2 separate regions of the Mus musculus genome follow, and region 1 is linked to region 2. The links are chromatin contacts, found by POLR2A ChIA-PET in ENCODE. All regions are on one chromosome and are shown on one strand. Each heading gives the region's core, a stretch centred on a gene start or an enhancer-like site at or near the end of the contact. The rest is flanking DNA. Distances are from core to core; before and after follow the strand shown.

Region 1 (7,028 bases), core at 4,493-6,992, 180 kb after region 2:
TTCATTTAAAAAATAGAATGAAGAGACGCCGAGGCAGGTTGACATCAACTTTCTCTTCTGTACATACATGCATGTGAATCCATACACACAGAGACATACACACACAGACACACACACACACACACACACACAGATACACACACACACAGAGATTTGTAATTCAGAACTAATGATATTCATACAATGCTTACTCCACACTAGTCCCTGTTTTATGGGGATGGTTGCTTTTAATTCATACAGTTAATGATGGTTAGTCTAAACCACTGTTATCATCTCTACTTAGCAGGTGAGGGCTGGCAGTCACCTAAATGTGGAAGAGAGAGGTTAAGCACGGAGGTCGTGTAGCTAGGACAGATAGTTAGACACTGACAGCACCAATCAGATATTGGATTTACAGTAGGCAATAAACACGGATGAGATTGGGGTGTGCTGTATCTCATTTAAATGATGCCGAGAGTAGGGCAGTGCTTGTTACTGTGACTTTCTCTCTCTCTGCCTTCACAGGCTGTGGACCACTTCGTTCACCCCTGGTTTCATGGTGTCATGTAAGCAGAACTGAACAGAACTGTGTCTGCACTGACTGTGTCTGTTTTAGTGCTGCCTATGTGATGTTCAAAACCACATGAGTCTTACTTGGAAAGGATGTTCTATGTTAGGGAACCAAAGCCCCCAACCCCTGACTGCATCTAGGATACAGGTCAGATTATCCAGGGAACTTGTATTAAATTGTTGGAGGTGTCGAATCCATCAGTGAAATGGTACAGCACGTTCTTCCTTCTAATATGTGTGAGCACCCATTCTGTTCTGGGTCTTGTGCTATGACCATGCTATGGACAGCCCATGGAGTATCTCCATTTTATCGAAACAGAAGGTCACAGGGCTGGTAAGTGAAAGAGGTGGGCGGAGGCTGGTGCTCTGACCACTCCTCTTCCTCTTTATGCATCAGGGCCTGCCCTTGTCACCAGTGGGCTGTGTGACTGCACACACTGCTGAGCCTCCGCGGGTTCCCATTTCCCCATTCCTAAGAGGTTGCATGTGATGTTCTGCTCCTCCAATGAGGAAGCTCTCTGCGCTCCCTCATCTGATCCACTTTATCTCCTTAGGAGGCCCTCAGGGATGCAGCCCATTCCTGGGTACTCAGGGCATTTGTAAGTACTATGGTTTCCCAGTCTTCAGGGAGCTTAGACTCTAGTTGGGGACATGTTTGGTGGCACAAGAGAGTGAATAATTATTTTCCCAAGTGTGATTCAGGCCAGACGGATAAAGCAGCTGAATGGGTTTTGCTTAGTGGAAAATGTATCATCTTAAAGGGAGAGCAAACCTTCCATAATATGTGCTGGGAGTCACTTTCTTAGGCAAGGGCTGGACATGTTTCTCAGTGGGCAAGTCATTGCCATATGACTCCCAGTCCAGTCCCAATGTGCCCAACATTGAGCCAGGAAACTGTGGGCAGCTGGCAGATATGTCGTATCTCAACCAAAGCATGAACACTTAGAGGATGTGTTAGCGCCTCCCACACAGTCTGTGTGGTGCAACCTTTGTCCCACATGGATGTGTGTGAAATGTGTGTGTATGGGGGGGGGGGGGGAGTAGCGCTCAGGGAGGCAATGGTGAGGTGGATTGTGTAGAGTCCCTGAGGGAATCCGGGCATGGAGAGGCTGTCCAGGCTGAAGCTGTGGTTGTCATGGCAAAGGACTGGCTGTGAGCAGAAACTGTCAGCAGAGACCTGAGCTCCTGCTACCCTGAGCAAGTGCAGCAGAGAGCCCTTTATATGTGGAGCAGAGGACAGAGTTTTTGCTTGGTTTTGACTCACCACTGTGGCATCTCAGAGCCTGTGGCAAGGTGGCATCTGTCCCAGGATGTGTGATCTTCTATTCCATCTTTTCCTCCAATGGGAAAACTCTCCTAGAGCGTTGTGCCTGCCCCATAGTTCATTCTAACATTGCGAGGGCAATGGCATTCATTTCCAAGGTTTCAATGCTCCATAGTTGTCCCCGAGTTGTCCCTCAATTCCTGAGGCCCAGCTAAGAGCTGACTTGCAAGCTCTGGCTTTGTGTCATGTGTGTGTGTGTGTGTGTATGTGTGTGTGTGTGTGTGTGTGTGTGTGTGTGTGTGTGTGGGCATCTTTGGTTACAGTTCTACCAGTCCCTGCTTCTCATCTAAATCCCCCAATCCTGCCTCCTACACCTCTTATTTGGTGAATGGTTGTCACTAATGCTCACCTCCCCCTATCCCAAAGAATATTTCCCTCCTTTGTAATGTCTTTCCAAACACAGCCACCCCGGGACCTCAGAACTCGGTGTTGTCTGCCTATGGCAACGCTTATGTGGGCCCTTTACCTTCTGCCTTTGATTCCATTCTCAGTACAGTAGTAAAGAGACACATATAAAATGTTACTTCTTCCTCACCTGTAGACTGTCAGATGCTTCAGAGATGTACTAATAGCCCAGTTCCCAGGTTAGGCTCTGCTCATCAATTCACTGGTCTCTCCGACTGCAGGACTCTGGTGTAGAACTCAAGAAACCAGAAAAAGAAGAGCTGAAACTGTTAAAATGAAAATCACATCTCCTACTCTTCCATCATCCTGAATTCAGAACACTCGGGCTAAATCCCAATACTAATAATTCTGATACCAATTAATCAGAGCAATCTTCTCAAAATCAAAAACAAACTTACAAACAAACCAGACGACTTAAGATAAACCCGGAAGGTATCCAAGGAAAGAAAGATGGAGGCTTTCTTTCCTATTTTTCCTGGTTAGGGCCAACTGTTCCTCTCTGGACCTTGCTTGTAACGCTCGTGGTCCTTTTGCACTCCCTGATGCTTATGTGTCTATTTATTTATTTGGTGTGTCTCTTCCTTTACACATCAGCTTCTGGGGTTTCCAGAAGGTGCTTCTGCCTGCATCTTCCATGCAATGCATACAGATGAGGAGAGTCTCATTATGACAGTGTCATTCTTAAATCACACTATTATGCCATCTGCTTTTCATCAGAAGCATCTGTTTCTTTAAGGTCGCCTGTTCTGAAAGCATTCCTTCAAGTTACAGAGGACCAATGCCCTTCCTAAGTGATTTGCTCATAGACACCACCATAAAGAAGATCAATTTCTGAGCATCCCTTGGTGATGGAATTGACTCAAGGCAACACTGCACAGCCTCACAAAGAAACAACACAAAGGCCTGTTGGCTAATGGGCAGAGGCTCCGTATCCTGTGTGAAACAGGAAGATGGCTGTTTGCAGAATGTGAGGAATGGCATTCAATACACTCCTGTGGGGATGTCAACCTGCTAGAGTCTTTCTAGATGGAAATCAAGCAATTCAGAAGATAGACTTTGCATTTTTACAAGAAAGGGGTGTCCATGTTAATAAATAAGGCAGGTTGTAAAACATTTTACCCTTCTACCTACCCACCCTTCTTTCCTTTCCTTCTTCTACCAAGAAAAAAGTAAAAGAATATGTATCAAAAAACCACAAATGTCTATCACAGAATAAAGTTAACTTATTACTAATTCTATATTTCATTTTACTTTATATCAGATCTTGAAGATTTTGTAACAGACAGGTATTACAGTTATGCCGGCATCTAAAGCAATATTAGTTAATATTGTCATTTGGGAAAACCCTTTTCTTCTCAAAAGGGCAATTTAAGTGACTTATCTCTGCTAGTATGTGGGGACCGTGTTGTTAGGAGCAATATTTTTGATGTAAGAGACCTCATCTTGGTGGCTTAGTTCTTGCCTGAAAGGTCTCATAAAACATGGGATTTATTGCTTTTTTTTTAAAACTTCATTTTTTACTAGTGGCTCATGCCTTTAATCCCAGCACTCAGGAGTCAGAGGCAGGCAGATTTTTGAGTTCGAGGCCAGCCTGGTCTACAAAGTGAGTTCCAGGACAGCCAGGGCTATACAGAGAAACCTTGTCTCAAAAAACCAAAAGAAAAAAAAAAGAAACTACAACATAATTTTAGCCTACTCCAACATAGGGGAAAATTACACTCTGTTTCAACTACAAATGGAAAACCTTGTATGGGTAATCGACATTTTTTTCTATCTTCTCTCTTCCACTGAACACCTCTCAACTGTCCTTATAAATTTGGTACTTCTCTGATTGTAGAACAAATTCTTGTAATGACTGGATCAAAGTTATGCAAATTTGGAATTCTGACTCACTGTCTCTTACATTAAATATGCTACCAGGACACAACAGCTGATTTCCGGTTCCCCCTTTAGTCTTTCTTGTGTGTGCTTAGCTTGACTTATTTTTAGAGAACCCCCCAAATTTACTTCTTTTTTCTCCAGTCCCCTTCCAGGGACATGGGAAGCATCCCGCCTTGGATTCAGTGTATCACGCACTCTGTGCTGCTTGTGTGGGAAAAGCTGGAGGTGTGAAGCACTGTGCTCCCAGGAAAGAGGTACGAACTCCAGAGGCACCAGATAAACCCTTCACAGGGCAGGAAAAGAAAATCCATGTTACCTCAGTAAGCAAGCCACCGGGCCAGCAGAAGTGCTGAGAGCCAATGAAATCTTGAAGGAAGCACAGACAGCCGGTGAACATCACCCTCCGCCAATCACCTACAGACCAACAGCAATGGGGGCGGGGTTATGGAGAAAGATGTTATCTAATCGCATTAATTATTCTCTCCTACGTCTCCCCATCTACCCCAGCACACAAACTGCCAAACTGCGAGTATCTGCCATCTTGGAAGATGTGGAAGGGTCTAGGTGGGATGAGGGGTGGTTCAACATGGGCGGCCCTGCTCTCTGCAAAGTCCCTGGCATCTACGGTGCTATTTCTGTGGCTTTTGCTGTATTTTCTGTGCTTCTTCTTTTTAAAAAATCCTTCTAAAAGCCTCATACTCACGCCTCCCCTTGGAAAACAGCCTTCTGATTAGTGGGCTGCATCCCTCCCAGCACAGAGCCACGACATGCGGCTTCCTTGCTTCTAGGGTCTCTGTGTGTCCATTGTCGATGGGGCGCTCTCCAAAGTCTACATTTTCTTTATTTCAGCAGACCCCAGAGCAGACACTCTGGCTACTGAAGTAACAACTTACAATCTGTTGTGTTGTATAAAAATAAAGAAAGAAGGAATATGTTTGGTGGGTGTGCAGTCAGGTGTAGGGGAAGGGGTGCCTCTGTGGGTCCATGTTGAGGCATCCCTTTCCCGAGGGACCAGCCACATGACAAAGGTATAGTATAGAATAGTTTATTCAGGGCCTGGGGAGGGGAGTTGAGAGGGTAGTAGAGACAGAGAAGGGGGGTGGGGGAGAGAGACAGAGACAGAGACAGAGAGGTAGAGGCCGGTCATGAGAAAGAGGGGGTGGAGGGGAGTAAGGAGAGAGGGGGAGCAGGAGGGAAGGACAAAGTGAGAGCAAGAAGGCAAGACAGCAAGAGAGAGGAGGGGGCAAGCAGCCCCTGTTATAGTGAGTTAGGCACTCCTGGCTGTTGCCAGGTAACTGTGGAGGCAGCGCCTAGAAGAAATGCTAACACAAGCACCTATTTTTTTTTTTATTTTAATTAAAATATCCTTTTCCACTTTCCCAAATGTGAAGGTGAATGAGATTGTGGATTCCTGGGATCAAGTAGCAGGAAAGAAAGTGAGAAAGTGAGACTGCTCACTTGCAGCCATGGGCCTTCTGAGGCCACCTCACCCCTTAACCCTCCCAAGGCCTTGACTCATGGAGGACACACTAGGGGGCCTCTCAGCTCTGGGATGACACACCTGGCTGGCCTAGCCAATGTCCTTATAAGGCAATTGCTGGGCCCTGCACGGGCTGCTTCCCTGCCTCTTTTTTTTTTTTTTTTCCAGTGTGTGATGAAGCAATGTCCCTGGCCTGGGAAGGGCGGGGAACAGCAAGCCGCTGACTCCCTGTAAGCTGGCGCAGACAGCTCTGCTTCCTTTTCTGTTGGATTTGAAATGAAAAAAATCCAATTCTGGGAGAACACTGGGAACGAGGTCACTTGGTTCCATTTCTACACATTACGCCTCACTGAGCAGCTCCAACCGTTCCACACCCTACCCTGGCATTTTACTCAGGCAAGCCCTCTCTACCCGTGAGCTACACCCCAGCCCTGTGCTGACAGTTCAGTCTCACATCAGTGCTTACATGCAAAGGAAGAGGATGAGCTGTGTTGGCCCGGGGATCAAACATGAGTCTGTTTATCAACTAAAACGGGCTATTGGAGTCAAATTAGAATTTCCGATTAACAACGGATAATTTATTCTCACATGAGCATTGTTGTGGTTTGAATGTGGGCCAGCCTCTAAAATTTATGTTGAGAATTAATCTTCAAATGCAACAGTGCTAAGAACCCCACTTGGATGGGATTTGGGCCTTTGTAAAGGGTTTGAGGGTAAGGGTTTGCCTTCTCTGTTTTCCCCTCTGTGTGAAGACGCTGCAGCTTCTACTCTGGAAGATTCAGCAACAAGATGCTATCTGGAACCCTGCAACTGGTTCTTAGTAGATCTGAACCTACTAGTGCTTTACTCTTAGACTTCCCGACTTTCAGAACGGTGAAAAATGAAGTTCTGTTGTTAACAAGCCACACTGTCCGAGACTATGTTGTTGCAACAGAACAGCAGACCAAGACAAGTACTTCCCGGTTTTGGATGGCACGGATGCTATTAATCATTATTCCCCATAGATACTAGTTGAACTTCCTACTCAGGCTCCCCACCTTTCTTCCTATCCTCCCACTCCTCTTTGCTAAATTTGGCTTCTCTAGGCCACGCCCGTTTCCATCACTGTGATGTAAAGTTCTTCCAGAGAGGCAAGCTTCTGTCTCCACTGGGCCTTGTTTTTACCCATGCGCCTTTCTTCAAGGAGGCCCTCCCTGAGCCTACTTCTCAAGGCCAGCTCCTGCTTGCTTCATCTTCTTCCCAGCCTGACACTACCTTACATAGTCATGGTCTTGTCTGCCTCCTTGCTCGAATGCCCTCCTCAGAAAGTCAGGGACTTCTACCTTGTTGACAGCCATTTCCCCAACCACAGCTTAGAATAAAGCAGGAATTCCTTCATTTCTTTCTCTC
Region 2 (6,251 bases), core at 2,819-5,318:
CTTGGTGACTGAAAGCAGATCACTGGAATGTAGGTTAGGAACACTTACACAGGTTGAAGCACCTGCCAAGCTCAGAGACCCATTCATTCCAGGCTGCGTCTGATGGGGCACAGCAGGAATTCCAGCACTTAGAGGATTCGGGTAGAAGGACTGTAAATTTGAGGCCTGCCATAACTACATAAGACCCTGTCTCAGAAACAAAGAGGGTATTCTAAGCTCTAGACTGTTTGGAGCTGTCCTCTGAGCACAGTTGAGTCCCCCACTAGAAGAACAAGGCAATGCAGTTGTCCTTGTGCAATGTAGATTTGGTTAGATAGAAGATGTGGAAAATAGGCCTCTTGTGGCTCAGTTGGTAGAGTGTTTGTCTAACATGCACAAAACCTTAGGTTTAACTCTGGTAGCATCTAATAGTCAGAAGGTAGAGGCAGTATAAGAAGTTCAGGTCCATCCTTGGTTACATGGCAAAGTGGAGGCCAGCCTTGGGTAGATGAGATCCTGTCTCAAGAGAAAGACAGAAAAATACCTCTTTCGTGAATAAGTTTGAATAATAAATGCCAAGCTGGGCAGTGGTGGCGCATGCCTTTAATCCCAGCACTCGGGAGGCAGAGGCAGGCAGATTTCTGAGTTGGAGGCCAGCTTGGTCTAGAGTGCGTTCCAGGTCAGCCAGGGCTACACAGAGAAACCCTATCACAAGAAAACAAAATAAATAAATAAATAAGTAAATAAATACCCAGTAAGATAAGCCTTTCTCATTCTTTCTTTCTTTCTTTCTTTCTTTCTTTCTTTCTTTCTTTCTTTCTTTCTTTCCTTCTTTCTCTCTCTCTCTCTTTCTTTTTTTTTGAAGATTTATTTATTATTATAAATAAGTACACTGTAGCTGTCTTCAGACATACCAGAAGAGGGTGTCAGATCTCATTAAGGGTAGTTGTGAGCCACCATGTGGTTGCTGGGATTTGAACTCAGGACCTTCAGAAGAACAGTCAGTGCTCTTTCAAGGCCCAGAATTTGTCTTGTTTATAAGCTGACTTCTCAGAGCCCAGGACAGAACCTGACACACAGAAGACACTCAGTGGTTATTTGTTGAATGAGTGAGTGAGCTAGATGAAAAGATGTGTGTGTTTTAAGAGAACTGTTCAATGACCTTTGTTCATCTTTTTGGGGTTGGCCCTGATTGCAACAGGTTTTTTTTTTTTTTTTGGCTCACGTTTGAAAGGGATAACAATTTTTTAAGTTGTATATTAACCAGACTTTTGAATGGTTATGTAAGTGAAAAAGCAGTCTTCAAGAGGTAACACTGAATTTAATTTAAATTTAAAAAGAGTATCTGGGCAAAGTTAATAGTCTTCTTGCTAGTTTTCCAAAATGATAACAAAATACTGGAAGAAAATCAATTTACAAGGAGGGAGGGTTTGTCTTGGTTCTTGCTTTCAGAGATTTAAATCTGTCACGGTCAAGTAGTTCATTGCTAGAGCAAGTAGATATTTCAGAGTCAGGAATATACGGTAGAGCCAAAGCTGGTTCCTTACTTGACTGTGGCTAGGAAGCTAGGGAGAGAGAGAAAGAGGCTTCAGGTCTCAGTGACCTTCCTCCCTCTAGGTAGTGTCCCCTCAAAGTTCCACTTCCCTGTAATACCACAGGCCTTGGGGACTCACAACTGGAAATAATGGAACAGTTTAATTGTCACACGTCTGCCTGGCCTTAAGAACCAGATGGTCAAAGCCTACAGAGGTCAAATAACTCATCTGCATAGCAGTCCACAGCTAAGCACCTTCACCCTCTAGGCTACTCTCTTAACCTCTGCCTGGAATTCTGTTCTTTTCTTTTCTTTTCTTTTCTTTTCTTTTCTTTTCTTTATTTTTTTTTTTTGGCAGTGGGGGTTCGAGACAAGGTTTCTCTGTGTAGCCCTAGCTATCCTGGAACTCACTTTGTACACCAGGCTGGCCTCGAACTCAGAAATCTGCCTGTCTCTGCCTCCCAAGTGCTGGGATCAAAGGCATGCGACACCACGCCTGGCTGTAATTCTTACCTCACTTAAAAATGTTTAATAAGAATTGGCTCAAAAAGCAAAACAAAACAAACAAAACCAAAAAATATTGACTGGTGTCAAGAGAAAAAAAAATCACATTTTCTACAAAATAATGTAGTTCTCTCTCGCTCTCGCTTTCTCTCTCTCTCTCTTTCTTCCTTTCTTTCTTTATTCTTTTCACAGTGTCTTGCTATGCTACTTAGGCTAGTCTTGCTTAGACCGCTGAACTCAAATGATCCTCTTGCCTCAGCTTCCCAAGTACTGAAACTGTGTACTACCGTGCCCAAACACTACTTGGACTTCCCCTCGCTTTGATACCTCATGGTTTCTGCTGTCATAACAAAATACTGAGTAATTGATAAGCAGTAAACGCTGATCTCTCGCTGTTCTGGAGGCTGGGAAGCTGCCGGCTCAGTACTGCACAGGACTGCCATGTGTCTTGACAGTCACTCTAAGCATTGCACAGGGCTGAGAGCAGAAGGGGCCAGTTGTCCTCTAAGTCTCTTTTATAAAATCCTTCATCTCACCCAAGGGAGGGGCTCTCAGATCCAGAGAGTCCCTGCCAGTCTGATCTTCGGAGGAAGCTATCACATTGCAGAGTGAGTTAGGGGACACAGTCAGACCACAGCACTCTTGATGAGACAGCAAAACCAGGCCAATTCAGAAATGCATTCCAACAGCTGAAAGGGATTTTTTTTTGTTTTGTTTTGTTTTTGGTGGGGGTGGAGGATGGGCTGGTATTTGGAATAATGCCTATAAATCACACCCATACACTCTTCTAGCAAAGAGCTACACGCAAAAAGTATATTCAAACCCCTTCACAACAAGATTTCCTTAAAAACTGATTGGGGCTGGGAGTATAGGTGAAGCCAAAAAAAGTTTTTTTGTTGTTTTAAAATCTATGATCACAATCCAATTTAAAATGCAAAGTTGGAGAAAGAGATGGAAACGAACGGGGAGGCCAGTTCTGAGCGCACAAAAGGGAGCGGAAAAATTCTTTCCTATTATGCTGACCACATTCCTCTCCTAAGGCATTAGCTCTCAGCTGAACCAGTATTATAACATAATAGGCGGGTTTCTATCCAGGGTGGCTGGACAATGGGTCCACCTACCTCTTTTTTCCAGCTCCGGGGTTGAATGTAGGGCTTCCCGCCTGCCGTGCCCAAGCTCTGCCACTGCGCTGCAAACTTGACCCTCTTGACTTTTTCATTTAAAACCAGATATAATTAGCTTGCTTAGGCTGCCCTTGCCCTCGCCCTCTAGTTCAGGCAGACTGTGAACTTGGGGTATTGCTACCTCAGCCTCCCAAGCAGCTGGAATTACAGGCCCCAGTCACTCCCCTCACCTACCTACTTAATTTCAGTTTGGGGCGGATACACTACTCAAGACTCCATTTTAAAAATCACCTTAATGCCTAACTAATTCGGGTTTATTTTATTTTAATCCTTCTTTAATTCAGAAAAACACACAGAAGGGTTTTTTTGTTTTGTTTTGTTTTGTTTTTTGTTTTTTTTGGTGTTTTGTTTTTAACCCTTTGAACCTCCTGTCTTGTGGTCTTGTTTCCTGATGTTAAACTACATCTGATTCTGATTCATGCCTTTAATCCCAGCACTTGGGAGGCAGAGGCAGGCAGGTTTCTGAGTTCGAGGCCAGCCTGGTCTACAAAGTGAGTTCTAGGACAGCCAGGGCTATACAGAGAAACCCTGTCTCGAACCCCCCCCCCCCCAAAAAAAAAAAAAAAAAAAAGCTTGGTTCAAGAGGTAGCTCAGTGAACAGCGTGCTCTGGTCACAAGCATAAAGGCCTGGGTTCAAGGCCCTGCATTGCATGCGATTAGATGTGGTTAAGCACGCCTGTAATCCTGTCCTGGGAGAGAGAGGCTGGAAGGTCGGAAGGTCAAGGTCATCCCCAGCTAGTTAGCTAGTTAAAACCAGCCTGGGCAATCTACTCTGTTTCACAAACCAGAAAGATAAGGGGGAGGGGCAGTTGTTCTTTAACTGGAAGTTTTGGAGGCTAAAAATAGGAAATCATGCAGCTCCAAGTGAGGTCCCTGGAGTGGTGTGTCACATGGCAGATGGCATCACGAGAGGGAACAGACACACAAGGAGAGACCACCTATTGAGACCGGGAGCCAGAAGCAGGAAGGGACGGACTTTCTCCTTTTACAACATCCCATTCTTGTGAGAACTAAGGTCCCAAGAGATCTGTGCCGATCCTTTCCGAGGGCCGTGCACTAATGACCTACCCACACCCCACTAGGCCTCTTTCTCTGTGTGCGCATGTGTGTGCATTCATATGTATTCTGTGTGTGGAAAGTCAGAAGTCAGCCCCAGGTGTCGCCGCCTCTGTTGCTTTTGGCTGATGGGTTGAGCCCGCCCCCCCCCGCCCCCCCCCCCCCCCCCAGAGCTAGGATTACGAGTGTGCACCACTGCCCTGACATTTTTATGTTGGTTCTGGAGATGGAACTCCAAGTCCTTATGCTTTTCCTGTAAGCACTTCACCTACCTGAGCCCAGCTTCTTAGGGATTCTACTGGCTCACCACCACCACACTAGAGCAAGCCTCTGGCACATGGACTTCGGGAGTCCAGCCAGCCAAACCATATCATTGCCCGTTTAAGGCAAAACTCCTCACAACTTCAAAGCCCTCTTGCTCTGATAGCTGCCTGACCCTCCTACGACACCATCCCCCTTCCATCGCCACCCCACCCCCACTCAAGCCTCCAGCTGTATGTGTATATATATATATAATTTTGTTTTGGGTTTTTTGTTGTTGTTGTTTTGGTTTTTTGAGACAGAGTTTCTCTGTGTAGCCCTGGGTGTCCTGAAACTCACTCTGTAGACCAGTCTGGCCTCAAACTCAGAAATCCGCCTGCCTCTGCCTCCCAAGTGCTGGGATCAAAGGCGTGCGTCACCACTGCCCGGCGATACTATGCTATTCTTGCAGACAGGAGTCTAACATAACTGTCTCCTGAGAGACTCCACACAGCAGCTGATAGAAACAGATGCAGAGACCCACAGCCAAACATCAAGCAGAGCTTGGGAAGTCTTGTGGAAGAGTGGGGGTAAGAATTTGAGGGAGCCAGAAGGGTCAAGGTTACCACAAGAAGACCTACAGAATCAACTAATCTGGGTCCATGGTGGCTTACAGAGACTGAACCACCAACCAAAAGTATCCTTGGGCTGGACCTAGGCTCCCTACATGTATGTAGCTGATGTGCAGCTTGGTCTTCATGTGGATCCCCTAACAACTGGAGCAAAGGCTGTCTTTGACTCTGTTACCTGCGTTTGCATCTCCCCTTTCCCTGGCTGGGCTGCCTTGTCTTGTTTCAATGGGAGAGGATGCATTTAGTCCTGATTCGACTTGATGTACCAGGGTATGTTGGTATGAAAGACTCCGAGAAGAGCCCCTCGCTCAGGCCTCAGGACAATAGCGGACACCCAAGAACTCACGACAGACCGAGCTTGTTGCAAACCACATGAGGCTTTATTCGGGGAAAGCCAGAGCTCTGGGGACGACTCATATCCCACTCAGGGGTAGAGGAGTCGACCTCGAGGGGAAAGAGTTCCCAGATTTTATAGGCCCTCAGTGGGGAAAGGAGAAGGGGGAGAGTAGGGGATTTCCAGATCTAAACAATGTCTATTCTCAAGGAATGGGTATGGGAGGGGTACAAGGAAAGAGTCTAATGAGGTGCAGCAATGGGCACACACCTGGTCAGAACATTGGCAGACACACAGGTTCAAGGAGTGGCCAGAGCATTGTGCACCTCTATTTTTCTAAATCAGTGAAGCTAGTTCTGCTAACACTGACGTCTATCTTGCCAATTTCAGGGCTTCTGTGTCCTTTTACATTCTGCCAGGATCTTTCAGGCACCCACGAGTGGTCTTCCCTTCTCTGAGGAGAAAAGGAGGAGGGCATGGGGAAGGGGTACTCAGAGGAGCAGAGGGAGGGGGGCTGCAGTCAGCATGTAAAGTGAATAAATAAGGAATTTTTTAAAAATGAAAACCAGAGTATTTTTTATAACATATTCCAAAAAAAAATGTCACCTGTAAAATAATTATTTAAATTCTCCAGGGATTCCAGCAGTCTTTAGAAAATCATCCTATCCCAGGCCTGGTTTTAAGGTTTATGCATGTGGAGCTCAGAGGACAACATCAGCTCTTCTCCCTCAGGTGCCATCACTCTTGGTCCCTCATTGGCCTGGCAGTCAGTAATTTGGCTAGGCTGC

What was found. ChIA-PET counts read pairs that join two places held with the same protein, here RNA polymerase II (POLR2A).
Region 1: POLR2A ChIA-PET joins it to region 2 with 12 read pairs in embryonic stem cell. The contact joins two enhancer-like sites. POLR2A ChIA-PET finds 5 or more read pairs at or near these places in 3 of 5 experiments (Patski and embryonic stem cell).

The regions. Positions count from the first base shown.
Region 1 is chr3:121,596,434-121,603,461 of GRCm38, forward strand. Gm33485 (a long non-coding RNA gene) reads right to left here. Exons shown (of 4, transcript XR_001783961.1): 2 at 4,476-4,573; 3 at 2,409-2,514. Among named protein-coding and RNA genes, the nearest start is that of Gm33485, 6.7 kb to the right of the region's middle. Within about 2 kb of position 5,743, at least 1 of the 3 ENCODE cell types and tissues checked has a DNase peak (open chromatin) inside an H3K27ac peak, as active enhancers do.
Region 2 is chr3:121,415,228-121,421,478 of GRCm38, forward strand. No RefSeq gene overlaps it. Among named protein-coding and RNA genes, the nearest start is that of Cnn3, 8.2 kb to the right of the region's middle. Within about 2 kb of position 4,069, at least 1 of the 3 ENCODE cell types and tissues checked has a DNase peak (open chromatin) inside an H3K27ac peak, as active enhancers do.